Linked DNA regions of Homo sapiens: all the other regions are linked to region 1. A link is a contact called in ENCODE Hi-C or POLR2A ChIA-PET data. All regions are on one chromosome and are shown on one strand. Each heading gives the region's core, a stretch centred on a gene start or an enhancer-like site at or near the end of the contact. The rest is flanking DNA. Distances are from core to core; before and after follow the strand shown.

The links. Hi-C counts contacts between places; a loop is a spot of excess contacts on that map. ChIA-PET counts read pairs that join two places held with the same protein, here RNA polymerase II (POLR2A). Pooled maps may share reads with other maps.
Region 2: a map of B cell shows a loop between it and region 1 (12-fold over the local background). The contact joins the promoter of SAMD4B here to the promoter of HNRNPUL1 in region 1. A Hi-C loop is called at or near these places in 2 of 168 maps with a recorded cell type or tissue (B cell and naive thymus-derived CD4-positive, alpha-beta T cell), 1 of 37 single-sample maps with no recorded cell type and 8 of 50 pooled maps. POLR2A ChIA-PET finds 5 or more read pairs at or near these places in 1 of 52 experiments (naive thymus-derived CD4-positive, alpha-beta T cell).
Region 3: a loop to region 1 is called in a map of naive thymus-derived CD4-positive, alpha-beta T cell, with 11 times the contacts of the local background. The contact joins the promoter of DYRK1B here to the promoter of HNRNPUL1 in region 1. A Hi-C loop is called at or near these places in 2 of 168 maps with a recorded cell type or tissue (ascending aorta and naive thymus-derived CD4-positive, alpha-beta T cell), 1 of 37 single-sample maps with no recorded cell type and 12 of 50 pooled maps.
Region 4: a pooled map shows a loop between it and region 1 (14-fold over the local background). The contact joins the promoter of PSMC4 here to the promoter of HNRNPUL1 in region 1. A Hi-C loop is called at or near these places in 9 of 50 pooled maps. POLR2A ChIA-PET finds 5 or more read pairs at or near these places in 4 of 52 experiments (CD4-positive, alpha-beta memory T cell, K562, activated B cell and 1 more).
Region 5: a pooled map shows a loop between it and region 1 (6-fold over the local background). The contact joins the enhancer-like site here to the promoter of HNRNPUL1 in region 1. A Hi-C loop is called at or near these places in 3 of 50 pooled maps. POLR2A ChIA-PET finds 5 or more read pairs at or near these places in 2 of 52 experiments (AG04450 and activated naive CD8-positive, alpha-beta T cell).
Region 6: a loop to region 1 is called in a map of CD8-positive, alpha-beta T cell, with 15 times the contacts of the local background. The contact joins the promoter of CIC here to the promoter of HNRNPUL1 in region 1. A Hi-C loop is called at or near these places in 2 of 168 maps with a recorded cell type or tissue (CD8-positive, alpha-beta T cell and naive thymus-derived CD4-positive, alpha-beta T cell) and 9 of 50 pooled maps. POLR2A ChIA-PET finds 5 or more read pairs at or near these places in 2 of 52 experiments (B cell and Caco-2).

The regions. Positions count from the first base shown.
Region 1 is chr19:41,261,527-41,266,658 of GRCh38, reverse strand. It overlaps HNRNPUL1 (heterogeneous nuclear ribonucleoprotein U like 1), which reads right to left and starts at 2,287. Exons shown (of 15, transcript NM_007040.6): 1 at 1,861-2,287. The coding sequence starts at 2,155. AXL (AXL receptor tyrosine kinase) reads right to left here. Exons shown (of 20, transcript NM_021913.5): 20 at 4,893-5,132. RefSeq lists silencers at 1,762-1,811, 1,832-1,901, 1,992-2,231 and enhancers at 2,237-2,775, 2,776-3,315, 3,316-3,855, 4,212-4,301, 4,332-4,381.
Region 2 is chr19:39,340,507-39,345,638 of GRCh38, reverse strand. SAMD4B (sterile alpha motif domain containing 4B) reads right to left here and starts at 3,218. Exons shown (of 14, transcript NM_001384574.2): 1 at 3,063-3,218. RefSeq lists a silencer at 3,100-3,529.
Region 3 is chr19:39,831,433-39,836,564 of GRCh38, reverse strand. It overlaps DYRK1B (dual specificity tyrosine phosphorylation regulated kinase 1B), which reads left to right and starts at 2,403. Exons shown (of 11, transcript NM_004714.3): 1 at 2,403-2,542; 2 at 4,597-4,760. The coding sequence starts at 4,698. It overlaps FBL (fibrillarin), which reads left to right. Exons shown (of 9, transcript NM_001436.4): 7 at 1-9; 8 at 1,752-1,897; 9 at 2,003-2,107. The coding sequence ends at 2,027. RefSeq lists silencers at 2,591-2,700, 2,961-3,230.
Region 4 is chr19:39,968,428-39,973,559 of GRCh38, reverse strand. PSMC4 (proteasome 26S subunit, ATPase 4) reads right to left here and starts at 2,395. Exons shown (of 11, transcript NM_006503.4): 1 at 2,322-2,395; 2 at 1,316-1,414; 3 at 1,005-1,191. The coding sequence starts at 2,357. It overlaps LOC124904720 (a long non-coding RNA gene), which reads left to right and starts at 2,589. Exons shown (of 3, transcript XR_007067260.1): 1 at 2,589-2,680; 2 at 3,124-3,206. RefSeq lists enhancers at 1,432-2,111, 2,136-2,525, 3,026-3,075.
Region 5 is chr19:40,141,580-40,146,711 of GRCh38, reverse strand. No RefSeq gene overlaps it. Among named protein-coding and RNA genes, the nearest start is that of MAP3K10, 47 kb to the left of the region's middle. RefSeq lists enhancers at 1,390-1,439, 2,060-2,209. Within about 2 kb of position 2,916, at least 7 of the 41 ENCODE cell types and tissues checked have a DNase peak (open chromatin) inside an H3K27ac peak, as active enhancers do.
Region 6 is chr19:42,266,948-42,272,079 of GRCh38, reverse strand. CIC (capicua transcriptional repressor) reads right to left here and starts at 2,828. Exons shown (of 21, transcript NM_001386298.1): 1 at 2,699-2,828; 2 at 1-306. The coding sequence starts at 296. RefSeq lists enhancers at 1,120-1,169, 3,329-3,838.

The sequences.
Region 1 (5,132 bases), core at 1,038-3,537:
ATCCCTTCTACTTACTCCTTAACCTTTCCAGTCCCCCCATTTCCCAGTCCTACTAGAAAGCTGCCCTGAGGCCTGGTGCAGTGATTCACGCCTGTAATCCCAGCACTTCAGGAGGCCGAGGTGAGATCACCTGAACCCAGGAGTTCAAGACCACCCTGGGCAACATAGCGAGACCCCCCATCTGTATTTAAAAAAAAGAGAAAGAAAGCTGCTTTTTTCTTTTTTGAGACGGAGTTTCACTTTTGTTGCCCAGGCTGGAGTGCAATGGCGTAATCTCGGCTGACTGCAACCTCCCCCTCCCAAGTTCAAGCGATTCTCCTGCCTCAGCCTCCCGAGTAGCTGGGACTACAGGCGCACACCACCAGATCCGGTTAATATTTGTATTTTTAGTAGAGACAGGGTTTCACTATGCTGGCCAGACTGGTCTTGAACTCCTGACCTCGTGATCCGCCCGCCTCGGCCTCCCAAAGTGCTGGAATAACAGGCGTGAGCCACTGCACTCGGCCCGAAAGCTGCTTTTTTTCTAACTGAAGATTCACGCCGTCCCATATCAGGTTTTCCTCTCCTCAGACAACCGCAGGTCTACCCGAACCCATTCCCAGAGTCACAGCTCCTGGCTGATGAAGAGTTCCGTGCTGCTCCCCGAGGGCCCCCACTCCCTGGGTACACAAATAACTGCTTCTGGGAACCGTCGAGATTTCTCCTGGAGACGCTCAGGTCCAGAAACATTCCCCACACTCCACTCTGAGGCCTCCAGTGAAGTCAACAGGTTTCTTTCTCTTTGCTCCCTACGGCCTCCCCCCTCCCCATATTCGCTAAGCCAGATACGTACTCCTGTGCTGGACACAGGATCCTCTGTCTCCCGCCACATATTTCATCCACTTGGAATGTTACCAACTCATCTGCCCCCATCCCACCCCCAGCTACCCTCTGTTCTCCAAAAACCCCACAGTTAGCTCCAGACCAGTCAGCAGCAGCCTCAAGAGTTATTTGCCCTCAGTTTTCTTAGCTCTAGACCCCCAGATCCTTTGTCCAGGAAAGCATCCTCTCCCCCGCCAGCCTCTGGACACCAGGGCTCCCTATACCTCTTCTAGAAGCCAACCAGAAAGTCCCCAGATCTCCCAGCACCTAATGTCCAGGCTGTGCCTGCTTCAAGGGTGGCCTTCCAGCCCCGGAAGAGAGATGGGGGTGCCCCCTAGTTCAATCTCCCGCAGCCCCTAAATGCTCACTAGCCAAACTCCAAAGCACTGAGTCCATTAGGACCCTCCCCAGCCACAGACACCAGCGCCTCCACCTCTCCCACCCACCCCCGTACCCAAATAGGAGAACGCCCAGGATCGCATCCAGCGGCATATTCCAGGATCCTCCTTCCTCAGAACTCTCGCAGCCCCGCACACCTGGACATTCCTTCCCCACCCTGGAAACACGGCTCCCCACCCCCCAGCCCACACGCTGGGCTAGCACGACCGCCAAGCCCACGGAGCTCCGTACCCTAGGATCCCCATTTTCGAGACCCTCCCCAACCCAAACGGAAAACCTCTTGTTCTTCCGACTCTCTTCGGCTCCAGAAAGCAGTTTCCGGTCTCCGATCCCTACGGTACGGAATCCTCCCCGCCACCCCCGTCCCTCACCTCCGAAACCCAGAGGCCCCTCCCCCAGTGTCCCCCCTGCACTGAGTGTCAGGATCCACCCTCCGGTCGTGCTGGGGCCCTGGTCCCCAGATCCTTTTCGGCGGCGGGTAGCGGGATCCCCCGATCCTCAGGTCGTCTCCCCGACCTCAGGCGCTGGACTCCCGCGTCCCACAGCCCTTTCCTCGGCCCAGGCTCCGGGCTCCCCGGCCCCCGCCCCGCGCACTCTCACAATGTCCGTCCGGCCCCGAGTAGCCGCCGGGCTCCGCGTGCGGCTGCAGCCCGGGCGGCGGTGGCTGCGCGGTCCCCTCCAGCTCGGAGCCCCCCTCGGTCTCGACCTCCTCGTTGATGTGCCCGGGTCGCCCCGGTTCGTCGTCGGCGTCGAGCTCCCGCTCGTCGTCAGGCTCCTCGGCCTCCAACGCCGCCTGCAGCCGCTCAGCAAGCTCGGCCTTGAGGCCTCGAGTGTCCAGGCCGCGGCGCTGCAGCTCCTCGCGAAGTTCGTTCACCTTCAGACGGCGCACATCCATGGCCCGGGCCCCCGGGGTGGCCCCCGAGCCCGGCCCGGCCTCCCAGGGCTCTGTCCCCCTTAAACCTTTCCTGTCAGGAGGCGAAGGGGGAAAGGGGGGGGGCCCACTCCAATGGCGGCAGCGGCTCAAAATGGCCGCCGCCACCGCCTCCCCCCTCACTCGTGCCTCGTCCGATGTTACATGAGTGCCAATTGGTCAGTGCGTGGGGCAACGGGCGCGGGCCCGGAAACCTAGCCAATCAGAGCGCCGTTTTCAAAACAACGGCCACGAGAAGGCCTAGGAGCTACTGGGGAGGAAGCGTTGGCCTACGTCGAAGCCGAGGCCGGAGCGGAGGGCGGGAAAAGGCAGGAGGCGGAGCGCTTGCTGATTGGGTAACTCTCGCGCGCCGGCTGCCGTAAGGTCCAATGAAAATAAGGGAGTAACAATTTGGTCCAATCAACGGTAAGATCTCAGAATGAGTGTCCCACGGCCTTTCCTGCGCAGTCCTTTCATCAAACTAAGTGTCTCTGTAACACACATTCCGATTGGTGTACATCTCCCGCCCCTTGAGGAGTCCGAGCGGGTAAAACCACTAGAACCAATCAAATGGAGGGTCGGCAGAAACCCCTCCTTCCTGTTGCCTTTAAGAAACCGGAAAGAGATGAATTCACCAGGAGCCCGCCCCTTGCCGTTAGGGCGGTTTCAAAACAATCTGCCCACCAATCGCAGTTATTGTCTTAGCTCACTAAAGCTGGTAGCGATGGCTCATTTTAGGAAAAGTTCACCAGATTGGCCGTGCTTCAGAGGACTGCCTCACAAATTTCGCTGTAGGAGGAGGTATACGAAATAGAGATTAAGTGGATACACAGTTCGTAATCTGGAAGGAACCCAGTTGCCTTTAGGAAAAGCAAAATTTTGAGTTGAGAGAGTCCCGAAGGTTTGGCTATAGAAACTAGACTAACAACGGGAGGCAAGTTGTAAAGGACACGGCCTCCCCTTCCCTTGGGTAGTCCGCGGCCGCCTTGCTCTATGGTCGGGTACCTGACGTGGAACGGGCGCTCTGCACGCGACCATAGAGCCTTCCCCTCCCGAAAGACATCCAGAAGTTCACCGACCGCTCTCCCGAATCCTCTAATCGGCTGTTCCCGTAAATCGGGCTGTCTGGCGTCTGTACCGACAAGCTCAACCCCACGGATCCGTCATTAACCTTCGCGCTCAGGAATACAAAAGCCACAGAGCTTCCCAGTGTCTAACGCTGCACCACCTGTCGCCTCTAACTCAAAACAAAACTCGAGTAAGACGCAATCGGGATACATGATGCAGACTCCCACTGCCTCCTGAGCCACACGTTAAGCCCGCAAAAGCCACACACTATCTCTACTCAGACAAAGGCACACCCCGCAGTCGTAAACAAACAGGCGTGCGTCAGATCAGACGCATCCAGTTCTTTTTTTTGTTGTTCTTTTTTTTTTTTTTTTTTTTTTGAGACGGAGTCTCGCTCTTGTTACCCTGGCTGGAGTGCAGGGCCTCTATCTCAGCTCACCGCAACCTCCGCCTCCCGTGTTCAAGCGATTCTCCTGCCTCAGCCTTCCGAGTAGCTGGGATTACAGGTCCCCGCCACCATGCCCGACTAATTTTTGTATTTTTAGTAGAGACGGGGTTTCACCATGTTGGCCAGGCTGGTCTCGAACTCCTGACCTCAAGTGATCCGCCCGCCTCGGCCTCCCAAAGTGCTGGGATTACAGGCGTGAGCCACCGCGCCCGGCCCCAATTCCGATCTGCTTTGGGTAAGGCACCCCGCTGCAGTGTAGATGTGCCCACTACGGTCCGCAGAGGCAGGCGGCATCGAATAATAAAGATAACACAGGATAGTTGCACTACAAGCGAACACTACAGCAACCCAAACACACAGCACCCACTCAGCAGCGGGACAGACACTCACGTGGGCCCAGAGGTTCCAGTCCAGACACCCCGCCCCTCGCCCACGTCCGACTTCCTCTCTCTCTCTCTCCTCCCAGCTTCCCACAATGATTTGTTCTAAAAAAGTTTGTGGCCCGGATTGAACTGTCCCCGGTTCTCAGGAGCCGCCACTGGAGGGCGTCCGGGCGCTGCCAAGGGTTTCTCCATTTGCTGCCGGCCACACCCGCGAACGCCCGCTCGCGAGTGCGTGCCAGACACGGTGGGCTGGTCTTCGCTGGAGGCCCTTTGTGGGTCCGTGATGATCGGAGGTGTTCTGTGCCTGTGTTTCTATGTCAGTCTGAACGTTCGGGGTTGTGAGTACCTGTTGTACTCTACATGTCTCTTGAGTATTTGTGTCACTTGACTCTAGGTCTGTGTCTCTTCCTATTCGTGGCGGGTATCTGCCTGAGCATGTTTGTAAATATGCTTGTGTCTGTGTAATTCTGTGTGTCTGTGTTACTCTATGCGTCTGAGTTTCAGTCTCTGTATTTGTGACCAGGTCCTCCTGGGTGTGTCCATTAATTCATGTGTCTGTTAGTTTGCGGCGGAACAGGTGTGTGTGTGTGTGTGTGTGTCTGTGATCCTGGATCTGTATGCCAGTTCCTCACTGGGGGTTTCTGAGAACCTGCATCTCTTTGCTTGTATGTCTTTTTGTCTATCTGTGTGTTCATTTCTACCCTCTCTAGTGAGGACAGAATTCCAAGACCCTACCAAGCCCTTCTTTTTTCTGATGGGGGAACTGAATTGCCAGGGAATGGGGCCACATCACAGCTAAAAGGAGACAAGAGGAGACAGAAGCTCGTTGATATACAAAGTTTTATGTGACCTGAGCCCCTCTGGAGGCACCAGAGTCCACACTCTGTACTCAGAAGGTGAGGGATTGGCTCACGGGGGCAACATGGCCCGAAAGGTGGGAGATCGTCCATCCCCTGCGGGAAAGGAGGCATCCCTAATGCATTGCACAGGCTTGAAGGGGGCACACCCCCACAGTTGGGGAGGAGGAAGCAATGATAGCTAAGAAGGAGAGGGGCACCCCAAA
Region 2 (5,132 bases), core at 1,969-4,468, 1.9 Mb after region 1:
TAAAATCTACAAGGTTGAAGGTGAGTGGTGTTCTAAGAGGTACAATGGAGGTGGAGGGGTCTTGGCAGTAAGACACAGAATGAAAAGACCTCCTGAGGGTGCCTCAAGGGGAGGGTGCCTATGTGAAGAAACAGATGGACAAGAAGAGATGGATATGTGTGTTCAAAGAAGCAGCAATTTAAAGAAGCACCAAAGGCTGGTAGTGGGCTGGAGGGGTAGCCAGAAAGAGAAAGCACTGAGGAAGATCTGAAAAGAAACCATTCAAAAGTAGAATCGGAAATAACTGCTCAGAGGATGGAGTAACCTTGTGGAGAAGCCAAGATCCTTTCAAGGTAGGTAAGAAATCTTTCTGGAGGATGGGTACTTCATAAAGGGGATTCCTAGGAAACAGGAAAGCAGCAGTGGGCAGTAGGGCACAGAGGCATACCCTGAGGCATCTTTCAGGGGGCTTTTAGTGAGGAAAAGGAAATCCTCCTAAAGGGCACAGGTTCTCAAACTTGCGTGTGCATCAAAATGACCAGGAGGGTTTGTTAAAAACTCTTGATTGCTGGGCCCTGCTCCCAGGTTTTCAGTTTCAGTAGATCTGAGTGGGATTCAAGAATGTGTATTTCTAACAAATGTGGCTGCTGCTGGGCCAGGAACCACACTGAGAACCACTGCTATAGGGGAAGGGATTATTTGGTGAGGAGGTCCTCAAAGGGGAGAAGGAAGAAGGCTTCTGAAAGGGAAATGGGGAGAATCCTAAGTCTCTAAGGAGGGTGTTAAGGGTCTCTTGATCTCTGAAGGGAAGAGGGGTCTATGAGCATGGCACCTAAGAAAAATGGTCTGAAAGAAAGATCTCGGAGCACTGGGATTTCAAGGGGGCGGGGAAAGGTGTCTCTCAAGAATCTTTACAAGGAAACATAGAGGCTCTTGGGCAACGAGTCTGGAGAATGTTGGGGACCTCTGAAGGGATAATGGGAAAAGGGGGCCCCCTGAGAAAGGTCTCTGAGTTGACTTCAGAGGAAAGAGAATGGGGAAATGAGAGGGTGTAAATAGCAATTCTAAAGTTAGTGGGTAAATCTGATAGGGTCCTAAATAATGTTTCTTGGGGATGTCAGAAGTGGAATCTGAGGGAAAGTTCTGAGGAAGTCTCAGGAAGCGCTGGGAGTGGGTGGCTGATGGAGGGCAATTTGGGAGAAAATTCTCTAAAAAGTGTCTGAGGAAGGTGTGGTCTTCTGAGACTGGTCCTGGAGTGGGATGACAGAGGGATGTTTTTAGGAAAAACTCTTCAGAGATCTCAGTTGAGGAGAAAGCTGAGTAAAGTCTCCAAAAGAGTATATGGGGAAGGCGGGGTCTTCTGAGAGAGTGTCAGAGGAGAGGGTTTTTCAGAAAGAATTATAGGACTTTCTCAGAGCAAGAGCTCGGGTTATTTTGGGGGAAAATTAGGTGTGTGTGAGGGTCTTCTTCAAGGGATTCTAGAGGATTTAGGGGACCTGTGTGAGCAAGTTCAGGGAGGGATATCTCTAGAAAAGTCCCTTAGTAAGGCAGAAGTATTGATTCAAGGGGTTCTGGTGGTGTCAGGAAGGTCTTGGAGGGATTTCAAGAACATACGTCAGGAGGGCTCCAGGGGGTCGCTGGGGTCTCTAAGCTGTGTGTGTGTGTGGGGGGGGGGGGTCCTGAAAACCTGCATATCAGAGGGGTCACCAAGAGAATCTTACGGTCTTACAGGGGTTGTGAGGAGGATCTTCAGAAAATTCCTCTAAAACCGGTCTGCAAGGGGGGATTCTGAGGTGTTAGTGAAGGGGAGTTCTACGGGATCTGAGAGAAAAACCATGAGGAAAGTTTTCAGGATCCTTAAACAATTTTTGGAGCGTGTGATGTGGGGGACTGGAAAAGATGTGGAGTATGTAAAAGGGATTTTGGAAGAAGCTTTTGGAATATGATGCTGAGAGTCCTCTGGAGATTTCAGGCAATTGCTGGAGATTTTTAGAATGAGTGGGGGTGGGGAAGGGGATCCCGGTGAAGATCACTGGGCTACATGAGGGTGATCTCTAGGGCATTTTAGGGTGGTGAGACCAGGGGGAGACAGGAGGCCTCTGGGGGAGACTTTTGGGATCTGTGGAAAGGTCCAGAGGGATACGTGAAGGGGGAGTGTGTATGAGAGATGGTTGCAATACGGTGGGGAGGGGGATGGAGTCTTCTAGGTGAGTTTTTGGGATCTGGGGGCATTTCACAAAGTCTGTGAGGAAGATTTATTTTGGGGATATGGGAAGGAGATCTTCAGGGAAGATGATCACGGTCCGTCGGGGGCATTCTGAAGGACTTCTGGGAGGGGGAATCAGAAATGCAGGGGGTATGAGCGGAAAATCTCCAAGGAGGTTTCTGGAATGGGGTAAGTGGGAGGGAAAATTCTTAGGATCCGGGAGGGGGAAGTCGGGTGAGCCTGTTGGGCTGTGAGAGGCAGGGCTCCGGGGGAGAGTTCTGGAATGGACAGGGGTCCGGAGGGAGCCTTGGGGAGGTGTGCAGGGCTCGTGAGGGAGGCTCCTGGAGCAGCTATGAGAGCCACGCTGTGGAATGGACGAGGAGTGGCCTCCGAGGACTATTTCTGGAGACAGGAGGAGGACGGGGGCTTCGGGGCCAAAGGGCGGGGGTCTGCGAGGAAAGCTGCTGGGACCCATGAAGGGCTCGAGGAGGCGACTCCACGGGAGGGGTGGGTTTTGCGGGGACCTTTCAGGGCGCACACGGGGGATCGGCAGGCTTTCCGGGGCTCTCCGAGGGGGATGTGCGGGGGGTCCTGAGGAGAGGCCCCCGGCCCGGCCCCTCGGCAATCCCGAGGGCATGAGAAAGATTTCGGAGGGAAGCTTCGGCCAGGGCCCAGGAGGGAGACTGGGGACGGGCGCGGGGCTTCTCCCGTGGGGCCCGGCCCCCCGAGGCCCGCGTTCCGCACCCGCCCGCCGCCGCCGCCCGCGGTTCGGGGTCCCTGAGGGGGCGGGGCCGCCCGCGCGGCCTGGGTCGCCCTGAGGGGAGCCCCGCGCGCCCCGACTCGCCGCCGCCCCGCGCCGGCCCGGCCCGAGACTCACCGCCTCGGCCTTCGCCGCCACCGCCGCCGCTCGGGCCTCCTCAGGCCACCGCCGCCGCCGTCGCCCCCTCTCGGGCCCGCAAGCTCCCCTCCCTCCTCCCGCACCGACCACCGCCGCCGCCGCCGCCGCCGCCGTCGCGCTGCGTCACCGCGCCGTGCGTCACCGCCCCTGGCCCCGCCCCGACGGGGGCCGCCGCGCGCCGGCATTAGCTCACGCCCGGGTGACGAACGGCGCGCCAGCCAACGGGCGGCGAGGGCAGCCCGAAGGGCGGGAGGTGTGAGCCGAGTAAGGCGGGGTCGCGGCGAGGGGGGAGCGACGGTGGTGGAACGGGGCCCAAGAGGCCCGCCCCCTCCTCGGCGGGATTGGTCGGACGTGGGGGTGACGGGCAGTCGGCCAGGCCTGGGGTTTGGGGCTGGGGGGCGGGGAAGGGGCGGGGCGCGCGGGGCGTTGCCCAGGGCAACGGGCCCGGCGGAGTCTGAGGTTGGGCCTCCAGGCCCGCAGGGGGCAGGCTCGCGCGCGTCCACCCCAGCTGCCCCGAGCGAAGTCACAGTTCCTGATTCAGGCGTTCCAGGCCTCCTCTTCCCCGCCCCTTGGGTGGCCCGCCTCACCCAAGGCTGTCCTCAGTGGGCGTCTGCACTCGGGCTTCTGGGCGCTCGGCTTTCTCATCGCGCTGTTCTCAGCCTTGCCGCTTGCTCTCTCCGATGGGAATGGCGAGGCGAGATCTAGCCTTTAGGGTGGGAAGAGAATGCACAGAAAGCGCTAAGGATCAAGGAGGCTGTCAATAAACGGGAGTTGTTGCTGTGACTTTGGTTGTGATCTGTGCGTTCCACAAACTGTATTGGGTCCGGGTGAACTAATCAGAGGGACCTGTGTTCAGAAGGCTCTCGGTGACAGAGATCTGGCTTGTTACAGGCACTTAGAGAGGCAGTCGGGATGGAGGGTCGAGTTGAAGACAGGGAGGGGTGAGGAACGAGCAGAGGCCAGTTGTTTGGCCACTTGAGGGAGTTTGGACTTGTCCCGAGGGCACTAGGGAGCCGTGAAGGGCTTCAAGCCGGGGAGGATCATGGTGAGTCTGGGGTTTTGGAGAGATGTCTCTCTGGCTTATACATGGAGGGCGGATTGGAGGGAATGAAACGGGATCGGGAGTCCAGGGAGGCAGCTGGGGGAGGGGGTGGGGAAGAAAGAGGGGGTTTGCACGAGGGAGGGACTGTGGGGAGGGAAGGAGGTGCAGGTGGGAGGGACGCCCTGGAGGCAGAGCGAACGGGCCCTGACACTGGCTGGCTATGGAGTGGAAGGGGGAGAAAAGTTTAGGACCAGGCCCCTCTAGCCGGGAGACTGGGCGCCAGAAGCAGGTTGGGAAGATACTAAGCCCAATGTGGATGCCTAGTAGCGAGGTCCAGGAGGTGCACAAACCCTGGGTCTGGAGCTTAAGGGAGAAATTGAGGCTGGAGACCAAGATTTAAGGATCGTCAAAGATGGTAATTGAGGCTGTGGGAGTTAGGGGTCTAGCCCGGGGAGGGTATGAAGGGTCACTGGAGACAGGGACTGAACAGAACCCTGAAACAGAGAGGCAGGATTTGAGCAAAGGAATTGACGCTGTCGATGAATATTGCAAAAGGCAGCCAGAGAGAGGAAAACCAGGAGAGTGTGGCATTATAGACGCTTTGAGGAAAGGCTGTTTCACCAGGGTGGGGCCATGTCACAAACCCCATCCACTACCTCCTGCATTTAAGCAACAGCCTTCACACTGCATAGAATTATTGTGCTCATTAACTGCTGGTTCATTAATTCATTCAATAATATTTCTTGACTATCTAATATGTGCCAGGCTCTGCTTAAGGTGCTAGAAACACAACAATAGGATGAGCGCGGTGGCTCACACCTGTAATCCCAGCATTTTGGGAGGCCGAGGCAGGTGTTCGAGACCAGCCTGACCAACATGGTGAAATCCCATCTCTACTAAAAATACAAAATTAGCGGGGCGTGGTGGCACATGCCTGTAGTCCCAGCTACTTGGGAGGCTGAGGCAAGAGAATCGCTTGAACCCGGGTGGCGGAGGTTGCAGTGAGC
Region 3 (5,132 bases), core at 1,154-3,653, 1.4 Mb after region 1:
TCCATTAAGGTGCGGGGTTTGGAAGAGTCTAAGATGGGGTGGCAGTGTTCTAGGGAGGTATCTTCTCTATCTGTATCTGTCAAATAGCCACCCAAAACAGAGGGGCCAAGTCTGCAAAACTATAGCTTTGGATTTAAAGAGGCAGGAGAGTGCAGCGGTCAAGTGCAAAATTGAGTCTGACCATCTGAGTTTAATCCCAGCCTGCTGTGTGACTGAGCAAGTTACTTAACCTATATGCCTCAGTTTCCTCACTTATGAAATAGAAATATTGTCTAGTCTTTTTCAGGGTAGATGACAGGATCAAATTAGTCAATATAATATGAAGTGTTTAGAAAAGATCCTGGCATAGAATAGATACTAGATAAAAGCTAGGTGCATCTTTCACAGCATTTTTATTTGGAAATAATGGAGAACTCTCCCATGCACCCTTCACAAGGTTCACCATTTGTTAGCCTTTTGCTACATTTGTTTTATTATTCTCAACTGCATTATTACTATTATTAAAGAAGAGGAAGTAGAAATAAGCCAAACAATTCCTGGGTATAAAATTTAAGCACTGGCTTTTAGATAAATAGGACTGTTTAAGGCTTCCTGCTTCAAATCCAAAACAAAACTAAAAACTTTTTTTTTTTTTAATTTGAGACAGAGTCTCGCTCTGTCACCAAGGCTGGCGTGAAGTGGTGCAATCTCAGCTCACTGCAACCTCTGCCTCCCAGGTTCAAGCAATTCTTCTGCCTCAGCCTCCTAAGTAGCTGGGACTACAGGCGTGTGCCACCACACCTGGCTAACTTTTATATTTTTAGTGGAGACGGGGTTTTGCCATGTTGCTCAGGCTGCTCTGGAGCTCCTGAGCTCAGGCAATCTGCCTGTCTCAGGCTCCCAAAGTGCTAGGATTACAGGCACGAGCCACTGCACCCAGCCAAAAACTTTCATTAAGCCTTTTATCACATTTCCTAAACCCGAGTGTCTTAGCCCATTTTATGCAGCTATCACAGAATGCTATAGACTGGGTAATTTATTTATTTTTATTTTTATTTTTATTTTTTTGAGATGGAGTCTTACTCTGTCACCAGGTTGGAGTGCAGTGGTACGATCTCGGCTCACTGCAACCTCCAGTTCCTGGGTTCAAGCGATTCTCCTGCGTCAGCTTCCCGAGTAGGTGGGACTACAGGTGTGCGCCACCACACCCGACTAATTTTTGTATTTTTAGTAGAGATAGGGTTTCACCGTGTTGGCCAGGATGGTCTCAATCTCCTGATTTCGTGATTGAGCCACCTCGGCCTCCCAAAGTGCTGGGATTACAGGCGTGAGCCACCACGCCCAGCCTTAGACTGGGTAATTTATAATGAATGGAAATTTATTTGGCTCCCAGTTCCAAAGGCTGGAAAGTCCAAGATTGGAGGTCTGAATCTGGCGAGGGCCTTCTTGCTGTCATCCATTGGCAGAAGGGTGAGAGCAAGATAGAAAGGGGGCATAATCATCCTTTTAATCAGCAACCCACTCTTGTGATAATAGCATTACTCTATTCAGGAAGGCAGAGGCCTCATGACCTGAATCATCTCTCGAAGGTCCCACCTCTCAACTCTTGCATTTAAGGGTTACGTTTCCAACACATGAACTTTGGGGGACACACTAGAACCATAGCACTGAGTTTTACTTGAATTAATAATGAAAACATCTGGTTTAAAGAGCACACAAGAGAAAAACAGCCCAAAGCCCTGTTGTAGACATTAGTCCTTTCTCCTCTTTAGGCCAACTGCATTGACTCCACAGCCTCAGCCGAGGCCGTGTTTGCCTCCGAAGTGAAAAAGATGCAACAGGAGAACATGAAGCCGCAGGAGCAGTTGACCCTTGAGCCATATGAAAGAGACCATGCCGTGGTCGTGGGAGTGTACAGGTGAGCAGGGGCCCAGCAATACACCAAGACAGACATCTCTGTCCCTTGCACCCCGAGTGCCATGATCCTGGGGACCCTCCTTCATCACCTATCTTCCTCTCACAGGCCACCCCCCAAGGTGAAGAACTGAAGTTCAGCGCTGTCAGGATTGCGAGAGATGTGTGTTGATACTGTTGCACGTGTGTTTTTCTATTAAAAGACTCATCCGTCTCCCATGTCTGCTGCTCATTCCTCCCCTTGACCTGCTGACACAGGGAGCACGCACCCTTGGTCAATTTTGCGGGGTTGGGTAAATTCTCACTCGGTCACAGAGCGCATGCTCCGTTTCTAGCTGCCTTTGCGCAGCGGCAGCCTGGATTTCGGTTCTTGGGTGGGATTGGTAGCTCGCTGCGCATGCGTGCAGGTAAGCGGCCATCTCGCGCAGGCGGAGTGTCAGTGTGGGTCACGTGAGGGGAGCGGAGAGGGAGGGATGGGGGCGGAGTCCAGGGCGTGGGGGGGCCGGTTTGTTGTGGTCGCCATTTTGCTGGTTGCATTACTGGGTAATCGGGGCCCTGGCTTGCCGCGTCCGCCGGATACCCTCAGCCAGTGGGCAGGTCTGAGCTCGGGCTCCCCGAGCAGTTTGAGTCCCCTTGCCCGCTCCTTCAGGTAACGGCGCGGGGACGGGTGGGGCGGCAAGCGGTCGCAGGGAGGTGGGCAGGACGGGATCCGCCCTGCTCCCGTCGCCGTGAGACTTAGCACGAGGCCAAGGGAGGAGAGGAGGGGGGTGGCAGGCAGGTGCGGGCCCTGCCTGGCTATTCATAGTTGAATTCCTGGAACCGGCCAAGCCCGAGGAAGCAGTTGCAGGAGGGAGGCTGGGAGGGGGTAGCCGGGCCCCACTCCCGCCCTTTGTTTGGGCTCAGCTCCGCGGGCCGCTTCTTCGTCGCCTAGCAACAGCTGCCCTAGGCTGTGATTGGCTGAGCTCTTGGCACCAGCGACCAATGGTACAGTTGTTGCCATGGCAGGTGCCGATTGCCAAGCTCAGTCGGGCCCCGCCTTCCGGTCTCAGCAGGCCCAGGAGGGCCTCCTGGGTGGGGGGCGGGACGCCGGGTCCCTAGGGGCTGGTGGTCACTCAGGGTGGGGCGTGTCGCCCCTCCCCCGTCCACCTGCTCTACTCTTCCCCCGCGTGCCCTGGGCTGACCCTTGTCCCCTCCTCTCCCCGCCCCCGGTGGCAGTGGCGGCTGCTGTTGTCACCCACCGGGCCTCCTGTCCCGCTTGCCCTCCCCGCCGCGGGGCCGGCCGGGCCAGAGACAGGCGGTCGCCTTTTCAGCGCCGCCACCGCCGCCATGCTGGCCGCTCGCCCACCCCACTGGGGGCCCCACCGCGCCCCAGCCCCCCGTGGGCCCCGCGCCAGCCCTGACCCGGGTAGGGGGTGGGGGCTGGGAGAGATGATCCTGGTGTGGGAGGGCCCCGGAGAAGAGGTGGTTTTTTGGGGGAAGCTCCAAGGGTGGAGGAGTCGTGGAGTGGCAAGGCATGGAATAGGAGAAAGGGATTTGACATGGGGGAGAGAGTGGCCCATGGGGAGAAGATTTTTGCTGTAGCTGACAACTCTGGGAGGAGAGAACCCTATGTGATAACTTGGGGATTTGACTTTGAGGCCCTCTAGGAGTGGACACAGTTGTGGAATGACCCTGGTATAAAGAGGGGTGCCTGGAGAAAGGTCTGTGGTAGGAATATTAGGGTGTGTGTGTGTGTGTAGGGGGGCAAGGAAGCAGTGTAGGGGAGAAAAGGATGATCACTCTAAACTGTGGGAAGAGACACCTCCTCCTTCTCCCATCAGGAGGAGTGGGCCTTGATTGGGATGGGATATTGGAGTAATATGGGGAAGAACCCTGTTGTGGTAGGGGGAATTGGGATATGGTACAGGGAGACTACCTGGAAGGCTGGTTCCTAATATGGAGGACCTGAAATAGGGAAGCGGTCTTGGCATGATATGGAGAGGGTCCCCTAGGAAAATCGTGCCCTGGTGGATGAGAATGCTGTAGAGATAGGACTCTGTTCTATAGAGGTTCTCAGATAACTTTGGTGTGGTTGGGAGGTCCCCAAGGACGCTGATGTGGTTTTAGGGCTGCAGAGGACTCTGCTGTGGTTTGGGAGGGGAAGACTCATGTGGTTTGGGAATCCTAGAGTTCTCTGGGTTGAGGGAATCTACTGAGAAGGATAGATCTTAAAGTATTGGCCCTGGCTGTGCTACGGGCTGAGATCCTGATGTTCAGGGAAGACTACAGAAAGTGGCATCTTGTGTTAGGGGCCCTGGGGAGGGCCACGAGTAGTGAGAAAAGAATGAAGCCTACTCCTCTGCATACTGTCTGTGGTTTCTTTTTTCTTTTCCTCCTCTGAATTATTGGTGTCTTCCTGTCCTCCTTTCCCTGTGATGGCTCATATCGACCCCTGCTTGGCCCCCAATCATTGTCTTTTATGTGTTCTCTTTGTGCTGCCTTAATCATTTACTTGATCATTATTTGTCGAGGGACTGCTGTGCCATCCCCCCCCACCTGGCTACCACTTCTCTGCCCCTTCTCTTCATTGCTATCTGCTGCTCCGTTGTGCCCTTTTCCTCTTCTCTCTGTGCCCTGTCTTTCTCATGTCCACTCTTCCCCGCCTGGCACTATTCACATATCCCCTTGTTCCATGTTGTTTTCCCACTTCCTGTCTGCTCTCAGGTCTCAGCGGCGGTGGCAGCCGAGGTGCAGGATGCAAGAAGGCGCCCCCCGGCCGGGCTCCCGCTCCAGGCCTCGCTCCCCTGCGGCCCTCTGAGCCCACCATGGCCGTCCCACCGGGCCATGGTCCCTTCTCTGGCTTCCCAGGGCCCCAGGAGCACACGCAGGTACGCGTTCAGCTGGCTCCTCACCTGCGTGGTGGTAGGGGGAGGCTGGGGATAGAAAGGTCTCCAGACCAAAAGGTAGTGTGGTTGCCCAAGACATTCTTCTGGGCACATAATGGGTCCCATGGGATTGGAAAATAACAGAGGAGTTTTCAGGCAGAGTCAGGGTTTGGAGAGGCTGGGTTCAAATCCTGACCCAGTGGTTAAATTCCTTAGGTTCTCCATACTTGAGTTGGAGAACTCAACTCATTCTGTGAAATGGGGCCAATAATGATACCTACTTCACAGGGTTGTTGTGAGGATTAAATGAGTTAATGGTATGCATGTAAAACACTTAGAATGGTGCCTGGCACATAGTAAATACCCAATAAATGC
Region 4 (5,132 bases), core at 1,146-3,645, 1.3 Mb after region 1:
CCAGGCTGTAGTACAGTGTCACGATCTCGGCTCACTGCAACCTCCACCTCCTGGGTTCAACAGATCCTGTGCCTCAACCACCTGCGTAGCTGGGATGGCAAGTGTGTGCCACCACACCCAGCTAATTTTTATATTTTCAGTAGAGACGGGGTTTTGCCATGTTGCCCAGCCTGGTCTCAAACTTCTGGCCTCAAGTGATCTGCCCACCTGAGTCTCCCAAAGTACTGGGATTATACGTGTGAGGCACCATGCCTGGCCTCAGAGCCCAATCTCTTAACACTCCTACTCATCGTTTCAAACTGCAGGCCCCAAACCAGTAGTAGTTGTGAAATCAATTTGGAAGGTCATGACCAGAACTGTGTTTAAAGCAAAACAGACTAGAATAGGATAGAAAACATCAGCATATACCACACCTAGTAAGGCTAAATATTTCATGGTGAAACTTATGTTTTACACATCTATCTAAAAAGTAAGAGACAGATACAGATAATCACAATGTAAAATACATTTCTGGCCAGGTGCAGTGGGGCTCAGGCCTGTAATCCCAACACTTTCGGAGGGTGAGGCGGGTGGATCGCCTGAGGTCAGGAGTTCAAGACCAGACTGGCCAACATGGTGAAACCCTGTCTCTACTAATAATACAAAAATTAGCCAGACTTGGTGGTCCATGCCTGTAATCCCAGCTACTTGGGAGGCTGAGACAGGAGAATCGTGTGAACCTGGGAGGTGGAGGTTGCAGTGAGCCGAGATCATGCCATTGCACTCCAGCCTGGACAAGAGCAAAACTCTGTCTCAAAACAAAAAACAAACAAACAAAAAAAACATAGATATACATATATATATGTGTATATATATATATATGTATGTATTTCTACCTTTCGATCAGTCAAAATACTCTGAAGAACATTGCACTGCACTGCCCTGCCTTGTTTGCTGCTGCCTAGCACATGGTAGGAAATAGTTGTTAAGTGGACAGATGAATGAATGAGGTGTCCTTAGCACACCTGTGGTAGAGCCCACGATGGCTGTATTCTGATCCACAGCCTCCAGAAATTGTCCGATGACCAGCGGGATGCTTTGGATTCGCTTCACCTCCTCCTGGGCATGGAGAAATTCCTTTTTCAGGTTCTTTTGCTCATCTTTGATGTATTCCTCCTGCACCTCCAGGAACTCCAGCTCTTGCTGCAGCTTCTGCGAGCAGAGAGGGGACAGAAGGGGATGGCTCCAGACTTGCTGATCCAGAGAGTGGTGGAAAGTGGGGAAGAGTATGAGATGTCAGGTCCTGTGCAAGGTCTGGGTTGGGGGTCGAATGTACCTTGTAGCGGCTGTACAGGTCCTCCAGGTCCTCAGGCTCAGGGCCCAGGAAGGACAGGCCGGTCTGGGGCCGGGACACGGACAGTGCTGGGATCTCATCCTAGACGAAAGGGGATAACTCACATTGGAAGAAGACAGTCCTCTCATGAAAGCTTCCCAACTTCACTAATGTTTGTTCCCCTCCCCACTTCACCCTGATGTCACTTAGCCCCTAACAGACCCCTGATATCTTAAGACCCTCTAAATAGATCCTGGAAACCTTTTGGCCACCTAAACAAGCTCTTTATGTCAACTTGCCCCTCAAACAGATCTTATGTTATCATATACCACTCATAACATGTCCCCAGTGTCACACAACCCCCAACTAGGATCTAAACGTCACATCAACTCCTTATCAGACCCAAATGCCACCCAATCCCCTTCAAGAGGTTCCTAATGTCACATGGCTCTCCTAGATAGGCTGTTAAAGTGACTGCGCCTTCAACGAGTCCCAACATTCCCCAGTTTCCCCTCAAAGATCCCTTATGTCACAGTCTCCTAACTCACCTTAGACCTAAATATCACTCAGGCAAGCCACAGATAATACTTAACTACCCGCCCCATTACCCCCATCAGCAAAGCCCTGAACATCAGTCAGCCCCGCAGCCCAGACCCGGGGATCACTCGGCCGCACGGCGGGATCCCATATATCACTCACCGCCTGACCCAATCCCAACGCCGGGCCACCGACCTCACTAAGCACTACCGGCCAGGGTTCGAAATCAATCCGTCTCAAAGACCCACTAACGTCACTCACTCCCCCAGCCCCGCTTTCTGAGCCTTACCTCCTACCATCACTCGGCCACCCAGACAGGCCTTCGAATGGCACAAAGCTCTCCACCGAGGCCTCTAAAATAACCCCAACCTGGGCCGGGGTCCTGGAAGCCATTCCTCCCCCCACTCAGGTCTGGCTTCACCCTCTCCCCGCGAGCCCGGCCCGGACTAAAAAGCCCAAGTCCCCACTGTACCTGAGCCTTCTCCACCAAGATGCCTATCTCCTCCATAGTGACCAAGCCGGCCTCTGTGTGGCCTGGGATGATCTGTCACCGCTTCCGCTGACGACAACGGAAGTCCCTGGCTGAGGAGGCTTCTGGGAAGTGTAGTTTAAGTTACGGCTGAGAGGTGCTGGAAGGGCAGGATAGGACGAAGGGCTGGTCTGGGCTCCGCCCTCAACATAAGCTCATGCGCTGTCCGTACCCGCAGGCGCGAGGGCGGGACGGGAGCTGTGGGCGTGCGCAGTATCACGCGGTGGCGCCATCTCGCCCTGCCGTGGAGGGCTGGGGGTTCTCTCCGGGAGGTGGCGCAGCCCCGTTGCTCTTTCAACGGAGTAAGTTCGCAGAGCTCTGGCACGGACAGTCTGGCGGCCAACTGCTCTTCGCTTTCTAGTGTCTGGGCTGGAGGGTCCTTGAGCTGGGTTCCACAGAAGGGATTGATCGTACGGGCGGGTAAGGTCTCCACGTGGCGCTGATCCAAAGATTGTGCGCCGCGCGGGCGTGGGAAGATCCGAGCTGCCCCTGAAGGTGACATTTCATACTGGGCTTTACCCCGGGATTGAGGAGCCCCGAGCCCGCAGTGAGCAACCAATCGAGTAGAACCCACGCGTCTGGGCTGGGGAAAAGGAGGCAGCGAGTGCCCAGAAGTTGGGTAGCACAGGAGATCCATAGACCTTAGTTCTGTATCCCAGGTTTCCGCCTTACAGATCTATGCCAGGTCCTGCGCTTAAGCTTTACAGGCATCATCGTCGCAAGTATTATGTTTCCTCATTTATAGAGAAGGAGACAAGCTCAGAGCCACGAAGCCACCAGCCACAGTCAACAATGTGCCGAAGGGACAAAGCATAGATTGGGACCCAGGTCTGTCTGTCCCCAAAGCCTGTACTCTTGGCCCCAGGGAAACACTGCTACCCTTCACACCAGCTACAATTTTTGTTAAGTAAACCTTTTATTGAAGTTAAATAAAGAGAAGAGCACAAATCATTACAGCTCGACAAAATTACACAAAGTGAACATGCCCATACAACCTGAATCCAGATCGCAAAACCAAACAGTAGAAGCCTCATGTGCTCCCCTTTCCCCCATCCCTTCTTCTCCCCCCTCCACTCCCCGCCCCGAGACGGAGTCTCACTCTGTTGCCCAGGCTAATATTTGTATTTTTAGTAGAGACAGGGTTTCACCATGTTGGCCAGGCCGGTCACAAACTCCTGACCTCAAGTGATCTGCCTGCCTTGGCCTCCCAAAGTGCTGGGATTATAGGCGTGAGCCACCACATCCGGCCTCCCGATCCCTTCTAAAGGTTATCATTCATCTGTTTTTTTCTTTTTTTTTTAAGAGCTAGAGTCTCTGTCGCCCAGGCTGGAGTGCAGTGGCACGATCATAGCTCACTAGAGTCTCCAACTGCTGGCCTCAAGCTATCCTCTCTCCTCAGCCTCTGAAAGCACTGGGATTACAGGCATGACCCACCCCATGTAGCCTTTAAAAATATATCTTTTGAAAGAGATTCTTGCTCTGTTGCCCAGGCTGGAGTGCAGTGGTGAGATCACTACTCACTCCAGGTTCAACCTCCCAGACTCAAGCAATCCTATACCTCAGCTTCCCAAGCACCTGGAACTACAGGCGTGTGCCACCACGCCTTGCTAATTTTAAAATGTTTTTTGTAGAGATAGGGTTTCGCTGTGTTGCCCAGGCTGGTCACGAACTCCTGGACTCAGATGATCCTCCCACTTCAGCCTTCCAAAGTGCTGGGATTACAGACATGAGCCACTGTGCCTGGCTGGACTCGCCCTGACTTGTAACAGCTGGGTTACTTTTGTTTGTTTTGAATTCTCCTTCTCTCTAGACCAGTACTCTGTGTACTGTGTTTGGTTTCTTTTAGTTAATGTTGTTTTTGTGAGATTCATGCATACCGTGTGTAGAAATAGTTCTTTCATTTTCATTCTGGATGGTTTCCATTTTATGACTATGCCCTATACCTCAGACTGGATATTTTCCAGTTTAGGGGTGTTATAGTGCTATTGTTACTGGGGGTCCTTGTTCTTAGAGCTCCCAAGATGGTGGTGGGCCGCTTCCAAGATGGCAGTAAGTCTCTTGTTCTCTGACCTGGGGTTCTTGGCCTCACGGATTCCAAGGAATGGAATCTTGGGCCATGCGGTGAGTGTTATAGCTCTATTCAGCTCGATTAGGAGGAACCCCGGGCACTTAGCCCGCGCAAGAACAATGGTGAGCCTCTAGCCCAATTGGGAGCGGCAATGGGTGCCGCCTCGCTGGATCAGAAGTGCAGTGGACACCCGGATCCGGAGGGGTGGAAGTCAGCGGCAGGTCTGCCACAGCTGCCATGGCAGCAGACAGCAGCGGTGGACAGTGAGCGAAAGCTCAGCTCAAGCCATAACAAACACAGACCAGAAGAGTGTACAGTTGCAAGGTTTAATAGAGTGAAAACAGAGCTCCCATAAAATGGGAGGAGACCCAAAGGGGATTGCCTTGCGGGCTCCAGTGCTGGGTTATATCCCGCCGATCATTGTCCCTCTCTCTGTGCTCTCAGGCGTTAGATGATTGGCTATTTCTTTACCTTCTGTTTTTGCCTAATTCGCATTTTAGTGAGCTCTCTTTACTACCTGATTGGTTGGGTGTGACCTAAGTGGCAAGCCCCTTGTTTAAAGGTGGATGCGGTCACCTTCCCAGTTGGCTTAGGGATTCTTAGTCGGCCTAGGAAATCCAGCTAGTCCTGTCTCTCACTATGAATATTCTAGTACATTTCTTTGGACAAACTTACGTATTCATTTC
Region 5 (5,132 bases), core at 1,667-4,166, 1.1 Mb after region 1:
ACTCAGTCTCAAAAAAAACATGGCTGGGCACAGTGGCTCATGCCTGTAATCCCAGCATTTTGGGAGACCGAGGCAGACTTGAGGTCAGGAGTTTGAGACCAGCCTAGTCAACATGGTAAAACCCCATCTCTACTAAAAAACAAAAATTAGCTGGGTGTGGTGGCAGGTTCCTATAATTCCAGCTACTTGGGAGTCTGAGGCATGAGAATCCCTTGAACCCAGAGGTGGAGGTTGCAGTGAGCTGAGATTGTGCCACTGAGCTCCAGCCTGGGTGACAGGGGGAGACTTCATCTCAAACAACAACAACAACAAACAACAACAACAACAACAACAAAACAAAACCAAAAAACAAAAGAAAAGAAAAAGTTTCTCTTGCCCCACAAGGCTTGGCTAAGTATTAATAATAATTAAGAAGGTTTATACATCCTAATCCCTAGAACCTGTGAACGTTCCCTTATATGGCAAAATGGACTCTCAGATGTGATTAAGTTTGTTCAGTTGGGGAAATGATCCTGGGTTACCTGGGTGGGTCCTGAATAGAATCACAAAGATCCTTACAAGAGGGACACAGGAGAAGTTGGTCAGAGGGATGTCGATGTGACAATGGAAGCAAACATTAGAGGGATGCGGGTTTGTTTGTTTGTTTGTTTTTTGAGACGAAGTGCAGTGGTGTGATCTCAGCTCTTTGCAACCTCCGCCTCCTGGGTTCAAGCAATTCTCCTGCCTCAACCTCCTGAGTAGCTGGGATTGCAGGTGCTCACCATTACGTCTGGCTAATTTTTATATTTTTAGTGGAGATGGGGTTTTGTCATGTTGGCTAGGCTGGTCTTGAACTCCTGACCTCAGGTGATCCACCCGCCTTGGTCTTCCTAAGTGCTGGAATTACAGGCATGAGCCACCTCACCCAGCCGAGGGCCACTTTTGGAGAAGGAGGAGGGGGCCACGAGCCAGGGGATACGGGTGGCTAAAAAGACAAGGACATAAGGTCTTCCCTCAGTGCCTCCAGAAAGAATCAGCCCTGCCAACCACTTGACTTTAGCCCAGGGAAGCTGATTGCTGGCTTCTGACCTCCAGAACTGTAAGAGAATAAATCTGTGTTATTTCCTTTCTTTTCTCTTTCTTGTTTGCTTGCCCAGGGAAGCTGATTGTTGGCTTCTGACCTCCAGAACAGTAAGAGAATAAACTTCCTAACTTCCTTCCTTCCTTCCTTCCTTCCTTCCTTCCTTCCTTCCTTCCTTCCTTCCTCTCTTTCTCTCTCTCTCTCTCATTCTTTCTTTCGTCTCAAATCCCTGGGCTCAAGTGATCCACCCACCTCAGCCTCCCAAAGTGCTGGGATTATAGGTGCGAGCCACCTTGCCCAGCCAATCTGTGTTGATTTGGGGTTTGTGGGAGTTTTGCAGCATGGCCACTCAGTATGGAGTGCTTGGATCTGAGCTTCTCTGGTCCCTTGGCCTAGTAAGGCTCAAGATAGCTTTGCCCTGTCCTAAGTGTCTTACTTCTGTTAAAACAGTTTATTCTCATGACAACCTCTAGGAGGTAGGCATTGTCATATCTCAGTTTTATGTGTGTGGTCACAGAATCAGAGAGGTTAAGTGATTTGATTAAGGTCACGCAGCTAGTAAGTGAGGGAGCCAGAATATAAATCTAGACCATTTGAATCTGGATCAGAAGTTCTCCACGTTTGATCTCACTATAATCTTGTAAGTGAGCCGGGTGTGAAGGCTCACCTGGTACCTGTAATCCCAGCACCTTGGGAGGCCAAGGCAGGAGGATCACTTGAGCCCAGGAGTTCAAGGTTGCAGTGAGCCGAGATCACACCACTGCACTTCAGCCTGGCCAACAGAGTGAGACCCTGTCTTTAAAAAAAAAAAAAAAAAAAAAAAAAAAGGCCAGGCTTGGTGGCTCACGCCTGTAATCCCAGCACTTTGGGAGGCTGAGGTGGGTGGATCAACTAGGTCAGGAGTTTGAGACCAGCCTGGCAAACATGGTGAAACCCCGTCTCTACTAAAAATAAAAATTAGCCGGGCATGGTGGCATGTGCCTGTAATCCCATCTACTTGGGAGGATGAGGCTGGATAATTGCTTGAACCTGGGAGGTGGAGGTTGTAGTGAGCCGAGATCAAGCCACTGCACTCTAGCCTGGGTGACAGAGCAAGACTCCATCTCGGGAAAAAAAAAAAAAAATTCTTGCAAGTGGAGAGAGAATTGCAACCTTTGTGGCACCTTTAGACACTTCCAAAGCGTTTGTGTTTCATAGAGAATGCTTTTCTTTTTGATGTAAGTCTATTTCTTAACACATTAGAAAGAAAGAGAGTTTCCCGTGGAGGAGCTTTGTCATTGTCAGGAAATGCTGCATTTCAAGTGGTTTCACAGCTAGCATAACGTTGTAAAAGCAAAAATATATTCAAATTTATTTGACATTGCAGAGGCCCAAAATGGTGCTGATCAAGATGTCTGGTACAGTTCTTTTCACAGGGTGCTCTGATTTCATCAGCCAGCATTCCTAATTTAAAATAAGGAAAACAAAGGCAAAGTCCCCAGCTTCCCAAATCTGTACGATTATTCCTTTGTTTTCAATTCTGTGATGGAGATGATTTTTTTTTTCCCCTGAAGAAACGCAGATCTCCTTATTGGTGGATCTTTTTCTCTGCAAGAGGCTTTGCTTCTAATTTATTAGGTATTGATTCATATAATAAAAATCTTCCTTTTAAAAAACAAAGTACTACATTTCTTTGTTAAAAAAAAAAAAAAAACCCCAGGAAGTTCTTAAAATAGGAGTTCCTGAAATTCAGCGAAACACACAAATTGTGTTATTTTAAGGCAAGCCACTTGTAACCACATGTAAGTCAAGAAATAGAATTTGCCAGCTGTTCATAAGCCTCTCCACGTGCCCTAGCCCAGGCGCCCAGGCCCAGCCCCTCCCTTCTCTCTACCAAAATTAACCCTCAGCCTGACTTTTTTTTTTTTTTTTTTTTAAGATAGAGTCTCACTCTGTCATCCAGGCTGGAGTGAGGTGGCATGAGCTCGGCTCACTGCTACCTCCACTTCCCAGGTTCAAGTGATTCTCATGCCTCAGCCTCACCAGTAGCGAGATTACAGATGTGCACCACCACACTCAGGTAATTTTTTTGTATTTTTAGTAGAGATGGGGTTTCGCCATGTTGACCAGGCTGATCTTGAATTCCTGACCTCAGGTGATCCGCCCGCCTGGACCTCCCAAAGTGCTGGGATTACAGGCGTGAGCCACCGTGCCTGGCCAGCCTGACTTTTATAGCAATCATCTCTGTGTTTCTTTATAGTAATTAGTTATCCAAATGTGTGTCCATAGTTTAGTTTTGCCCTTTACAACTTCTAAAATGTTATTATTATGCCTCTTTTTTCTTATTCAGAGAATGTTGAATTCTCAAAGAAAAAAAGAGAATTTTGAATTGTAGTGACATCAGCATACGTTTTGAAGTATGTGAATATATATGCATATCTGAATATATATGTGCATATATAAAATTTTAAAATATCAATACTATCACTAGTAATATGATGACTAAATATAGTTTAAGATTTTCTTATGGTGCTTTTTTTTCCAGGAGGATATACCCCATTAGGGATTTATGTCAAATTAATATATCTTAAATTACTTTAAGACATTGTTTTAGCCTGGGCAACATAATGAGACCCCATCTCTATAAAAAGTAAAAAATTAGCTGGGCGTGGTCACACACGTCTGCAGTCCCAGCTACTCTGGAGGTTGAGGTGGGAGGATCGCTTGAGCCCAGGAAGTGGAGGCTGCAGTGAGCTGTGATCATACCACTGCACTCCATCCTGGGTGACAGAACAAGACCCTGTCTCAAGAAAACAAAAAACCAAAACCATTGTTTTGTGGGTGATTGAGTCCCAATCGCAAAAATTGTTTTGACATTCCATTTACTTGGAAAATATAAACCAATGAACATATGTATTCATTTTCCTCTCTATTGAGCAAAAGGTACATCCTGTTCATACCAATTTGCACCTTGGTTTTTTCACTTAACTACATCTTGGAGGTGACTATATATGTGTGTACACATGGGCCGGGTGTGGTGGCTCACGCCTGTAATCCCAGGACCTTTGGGAGGCTGAGGTGGGCGGATCACTTGAGGTCAGGAGTTCAAGACCAGCCTGGTAAAAATGACAAAACCCCATCTTTACTAAAAATACAAAAATTAGCAGGGCGTCATGGTACGTGCCTGTAGTCCCAGCTACTAGGGAGGTTGAGGCAGGAGAATGGCTTGTATCCTGGGAGGTGCAAGTTACAGTGAGCTGAGATCGTGCCATTGCACTCCAGCCTGGGCGGCAGAGCAAGACTGTCTCAAAACAAAACAAAACAAACAAATAGTCAAAAAAACAAAACAAAAAAACACGTGTGTACACACTTGTACATACACACACATCACATATATATGTAATCTTAATATATCTTATTTTCACAGCTGTACAGTGCTCTGTATTTGTGGATATAGCATAGTTGAATTAAGCAGCACCCTCTTCATGGCTATTGCAATAGTTTCCAGTTTTTTGCTATCATGCGTAGGGCTCCAGTGAAGAGGCACGTTCATATGAAGTTTCCTATTTCTGTCTGTGTCTTTGGACCTAATTCCTAGAAGTAGGATTGCTGAGTCAAAGGGCAAATTCACTAGATATTGCCAAATTCTCCTCCATGGAGGTTTTATCTTTTTATATTCCATCAGTAAAATGGAAGAGTCCCTGTTTCCCCACAGCGTTGCCAACAAGAGGGCTGTCCAACATTTGGATTTTTGCTAATCTGTTAGGTGAGAAATAGGATCTCAGGGCAGTTTTAATTGTGTTTCTTTTATTATGAGTGAGGCTGAGCTTTAGTTTATTTTTTATTTTTTGAGACAGGCTCTTGCTTTGCCAGTCAGGCTGGAGTGGAGTGGCACAATCTCGGCTGGCTCATTGCCACCTTCGTCTCCCAGGCTCAAGCGATTCTCCTGCCTCAGCCTCCTGAGTAGCTGGGATTACAGGTGCATGCCACCATGCCTGGCTGCACCATGTTGCCTGGCTGCAACATGGCATGCACCATGCCATGTTGGCCAGGCTGGTCTTGAACTCCTGACCTCAGGTGATCTGCTTGCCTC
Region 6 (5,132 bases), core at 1,579-4,078, 1.0 Mb before region 1:
GCCTCCCCATCCCCTTTGGGGTCCTCTGCTGGGCCTGGAGCCGGGTCGCCAGGGTGCAGCTCCAGTGGAGGACCTTCAGCCCCAGGGCCCCGCTCAGCCTCCTCCTCCTCCCCTTCCTCAGCCTCTTCGGGCCCGGACTGTGGTTGCGGCTGCTGTGCCTCGTCATCCTCCTCCTCTGGCTTGTCACCCTCCCCAGCCCCTCGCCGCCTCAGAGCCTTGGCCCTGGTGGCTGGGGGGGACTTGCTGCCACTGCCAGGACCTGAAAGGCCAGTGCATGCCTTCTTCATTGGCTTCATTTTTGTCCACCTGCAGGGTGGGAGAGCGGAGGATTACGCGGAGCAACTCAGGAACCTCTCCAGAGCCAGTGTACCCTAAGATTTCCCACTTGCTGAGTCTACTGTCTCCATCCCACCATCCCCAAGGCCTCCTCTCTGGCTGCTGTCAACTCATGTGATACCTCAGTCAGCACCAGGCACAGGTGAGCACCTGAGTCCCCTGAGTATACACACTCTGGCTCCTTGGGGAACAGACACCTGCTGGCTCTGCAAAGGACACAGAGCACATGCTCTGAATGCCCCAAGGGGACATCAAAAGCACTAACAGTTCACACCTATGGAGCACTCCCTGTGTCCTGAACTCCATGCTAAGCTTGCCTTTATTAACCTGTTTCATCCTCACAACAGCCCTAAAAGCAGGTGCTACTATCGGCCTCATTTCACACCTGAGGAAACTGAGCCACAAAAAGATGAGACAACTTGTCCAAGATCATCCAGGTGGGAAACAGCAGTGCTAGGGTCTGAACCCAGGCTCTCTGGCTCCAGAGTCCGTGCTCCTGACCATTTCAGTGTGCTGCCTGTCACATGATCCAGAGGGCACATTTACTCGCACTGTCACCATGCAGAGAGTACATGCACTCAGACACACACACACATGCACAAGTACCAAGTCACAAAAAGGGTGGTGACTGGGCTGTGATATGAGCCTTTCTCCACCCCCCCACCCTCCCTCTGCCCCTCTGGGCAGCCTGGCATGGCCAGGCACTGTGGGAAGAAGTGGGCAGCTGAGAGTCCCGAGGGACGGCTGCCCACTCTGCTCTGCACCCTAGGGCTGCCAGGTACAGCCATCTCCCCAGATCCTGGCAGGGAGCAGGCAGGGGCATGTCTGGGGCAAGAGCTCATACCCAGCACTGCCACGGGGCCGTGCATGAGCACACGCACGCGCACAAACACACACACACGCACAGAAGCACGCACACGTCATCACACAGTGGGACACAGAGCTACACCCCAGGGTTTCTCTGTCCCACTGGATGGGAGCCTGCTCCTCCCCCCACAGCACCCAGCGTGATACCCGCAAGCCCAGCCCCCCTCTTCTTGCCTGCATGCATCCCCGCCCTGGCTGGGCTGGCTCTGGCAGGGTGGCTGAGTCGGCTAGCCCCCCGCAGGCCCCCAAATATGCCCTCCAACTCCAAGTGGGGATAGGTGGGATAAGGTCAAAGAAAGCAGGACAAGCCCAACAGGCCAACCTCACCCACTTCCTGAACAGTCATTACTGCCCGCCCCCTTTCGAGCTGCCCTGAGAAAAGAAAAGGGGAAAAAACTTTACTCTGAAGTGACTAAGAGAACCTGAGAGGCCAAAACAGAGGCCTCTAGGAGGGTTGGGGGACCCAGAACCATAAGCCAAACACAATGAGAGGCAACCCCGACTCAGTCTTCCAGCTACTGGGGGACCCTTGACCTCATGCTCTCTCACTAGGGGCCTGCTCCTCCTGTGGACCCTGGAGTCCCAGGCCTGCCCTTTCTTGGGCCAATCCTGGGGTCCTCACAGGCAGAGCCTGGAGGGCGTCCCGGGGCTGGCACCCAAATGCCCAGAAGTTGGGCAGCCATCACCACCTAATACCCGCTGACCCACTAGACTACCATGTTGGGGACTGAGATCTGGCTCCAGTTTTTTCCAAGCACAAACCTTTGCATACCCCACCCAGGGCCTACAACTATGCCGCCTGGACCCCTAGACCTTGCTGCCTGGCCCAGCCTCTCTTCGCCCCAGAGCTGCTTTCTTTCCCCTAGGGCCTACTCTCTTCCTGTCCACCCTGTCTGAATAACTCCCACCCAAGCCCCGGGGGCCCTCACCTTCCTCAGATCTGAGTAGTAACTCCCGGAGCCCAGGCCAGCCCAGGCCCTGGCTCTTTGGGGTCTCATACCCTCTGTTCCCATTAGCCCTCCTGGCACCAGCTTCTCTGACACTCTCTCTCTCATCCTGTCACTACCTCTATCTCTACCTCTCGGTTAAAATGCCCTAGGCCCCCTCCTGTCACCCCCTCCTTGTCACCCCCATTTATCTCTGTCACCTATTCCTCCCAGTCACTGTCCTGTCAGCCATCTCCGGACCTGTCACCTTCTCTCCCCATCACCTCTCCTTGTCACACTCTCCAACTCTGTCCCCTCCCTCTCCCTGTCACCCTGATCTAGTCCTGTCACCCCTCCATTCCTGTTACCCTTCTTTGCCCACCACCCCCTCCCCCAGTTACCCTTTTTCTGTCAAACCCCCACCACTTCCTCCACTCCCTCCTCCCTTCCCACCATTCCGCCCACCCCTTTCCCCCTGTACCCCCTCCCCGTCCCTGCCACCTGTCCCCTCTCGGCCCCCAGCCCCCCGGACCCCCCTTTCCTGTGTCAGCCCTGGCCCCGCCCCTCACCTTGGGCTCGGCGGGGTTTCGGGGCGGGGGGCCGTGGCCCCGGCTCGGTCCGGTCCGGTCCCTCCCCGCCCCCCCTCCGGCTCTCCCTCTCGATTCTCCCTTTTTTTTTTACTCCAACACACAAAATGGTGAATGGACCTGCAACAGCTGGAGCAGCCAGCCAATCAGCGATCACAACCCCACTGACCGGCGCCAGCCTAGACCAATAGATATCCGCAGACTGGTCGGCTCCGCCTCTCGACGACGAGCGACGCTCGCGGCGACCAATTGGGCCCATCGGGCAGCGCTAGGGGGCGGGGCCAAAGTCCAAGACCGGCCTCCCTCCGGGACCGACACCAACCTGAGCCTACGACTGCCTGATCTGCCTAGGGCCCTACCCTACAACAAGTGAAGGACACCAGTCGTGTCCAATTGCAGGCCGTCTTAGTTCCAAATGACAAATACAGTACCCAGTCGCCATGCAGCCTAGGCCGGAACCCAGCCTCTGTGAGGGACAGTAGCCAATGAAATGAAAGGAGGAGGGGCTAAGGGACGGGTTGTCCAATGAACGGAGGTAGAAGGCGTGGCCCGAACGTTTGTTGACCGGCTAGTCGCAGTTCCTGCTGGGAACCGTAGTCTTCTCACGTCTTCGGCCCATAGCCGACAGTACAAGGCAGACTACAACTCCCATGTGACAGAGTGCTTGGAGCACCAAAGAAACCCGGCGAGGAGAAAAAGTCGAAAAGGGCAGTTCGTCGTGAGTCTCACTGGACGCCAGGAGTATCTTAGACCCAGGGCCCCGACTCACCCGTATTCCTGGCTCTGGCGTCGCCGGTGGCTCCTCTCAGTGGCAGCGGTAGCGGCACGAGGGGGAGGTGCAAGGAGCAGCCAACCGCCACCCGCGAGCCCCGCAGCCAATCAGCAGCGGCCGGGGCGGTGCAATGACCTCACCGGTTCTACTCTCTTACCCCTCCCCCACGTGGTTGTTGCTGCCGGTAGACGGAGTAGGGAAGTTTGGATTGGGGGAGGGGAGGAGAACCAGTGATGTCACCTTTCCCCTTGTTGATTGGCTGCCGGGTGGCCGGGACTACGACCAATTGACGGTCTCGAAAAGTCTGGCGCGGCCCCGCGGAAAGCCCTGTTGCCACCGGGAGGGGAGAGAACGCGCGCTTGTGGGGTGTCGCGCGCTGCAGTATAGGCAACGCGCGCGGCCTGGGGCCCGGGGGACAGGTCACCTCCTCCAAGAGTTTGACATTTAGGACAGCGCAGTTTGACAGCCCACTAGGCATTGGGGCAGGGGGCCGAGATGACGAAATGCAGCGCTTCTTGGGGCTTCGCACTGCATTACGTGGAGAGCTACACTTTGTGGGTGTACGCCCCTGACAGAGGCAGATTTTTAAAGATCCCAGGGGTAGGAGGGTATCACACTGGAGTGGAGGAGGACAGGGAGATGCCCTGTTTGTAGTAGATGCCTGCTGCCCAGATACGGGTTTACAACCAGATGGTGAACCTGTCTGCAATGCATCTATGCCCTCCACTTTGTATTCGCCCTGGTCCGAGGCTAATGGGAAGCAATATGGGTACGCTGGCCGCAGGGAGGCTTTCTTTTGCCTGTGACAGGTTCAGATTCCACACTGGAATTCACACCACTTGTGAGGAAACTGCATCCAGTCTATTGCAAGTCATACTGTCCATGAAACACTCAAACTACGTGTGAAAGAATGTGCTAGGGCATAGAGCTAGTTCATAGCATAGAAGAAATATTAGTTGTCCAATGGGGTTCATGGAATATGAAGGATATTCACATCTATGAGAAAGTCCCACTGTTCACAAATTATTTGTGTTGAGATTGGGGGAAATTCACTGTCCACGAGGAGTTCACACTCGGAAGGAATCTTATAACCTACACTGTTGTTATTATTATTATTATTTTTTTCCCCGAAACAGAGTCTTGCTCTGTCGCCCAGACTGGAGTGCAATGTCGCAACCTCGGCTCACTGCAACCTCCGCCTCCTGGGTTCAAGTGTTTCTCCTGTCTAAGCCTCCTGAGTAGCTGGGATTACAGGCACACACCACCACACCCGGCTAATTTTTGTATTTTTAGTACACACGGGGTTTCACCATGTTGGTCAGGATGGTCTTGAACTCCTGACCTCATGATCCACCCACTTCGGCCTCCCAAAGTACTGGGATTACAGGCGTGAGCCACTGCGCCCGGCCCTGTTACATTATTTATATAATCTTAAACTATCATACTACTAGTACTACTGCAATATAATTGTATTTATTTATTTATTTATTTATTTGAGATGGAGTCTCGCTCTGTTGCCCAGGCCGGAATGCAGTGGCATGATCTCGGCTCACTGCACACTCCGCCTCCCGGGTTCACGCCTCAGGCTCCCGAGTAGCTGGGACTACAGGCGCCCGCCACTGCGCCCGGCTAATTTTTTGTATT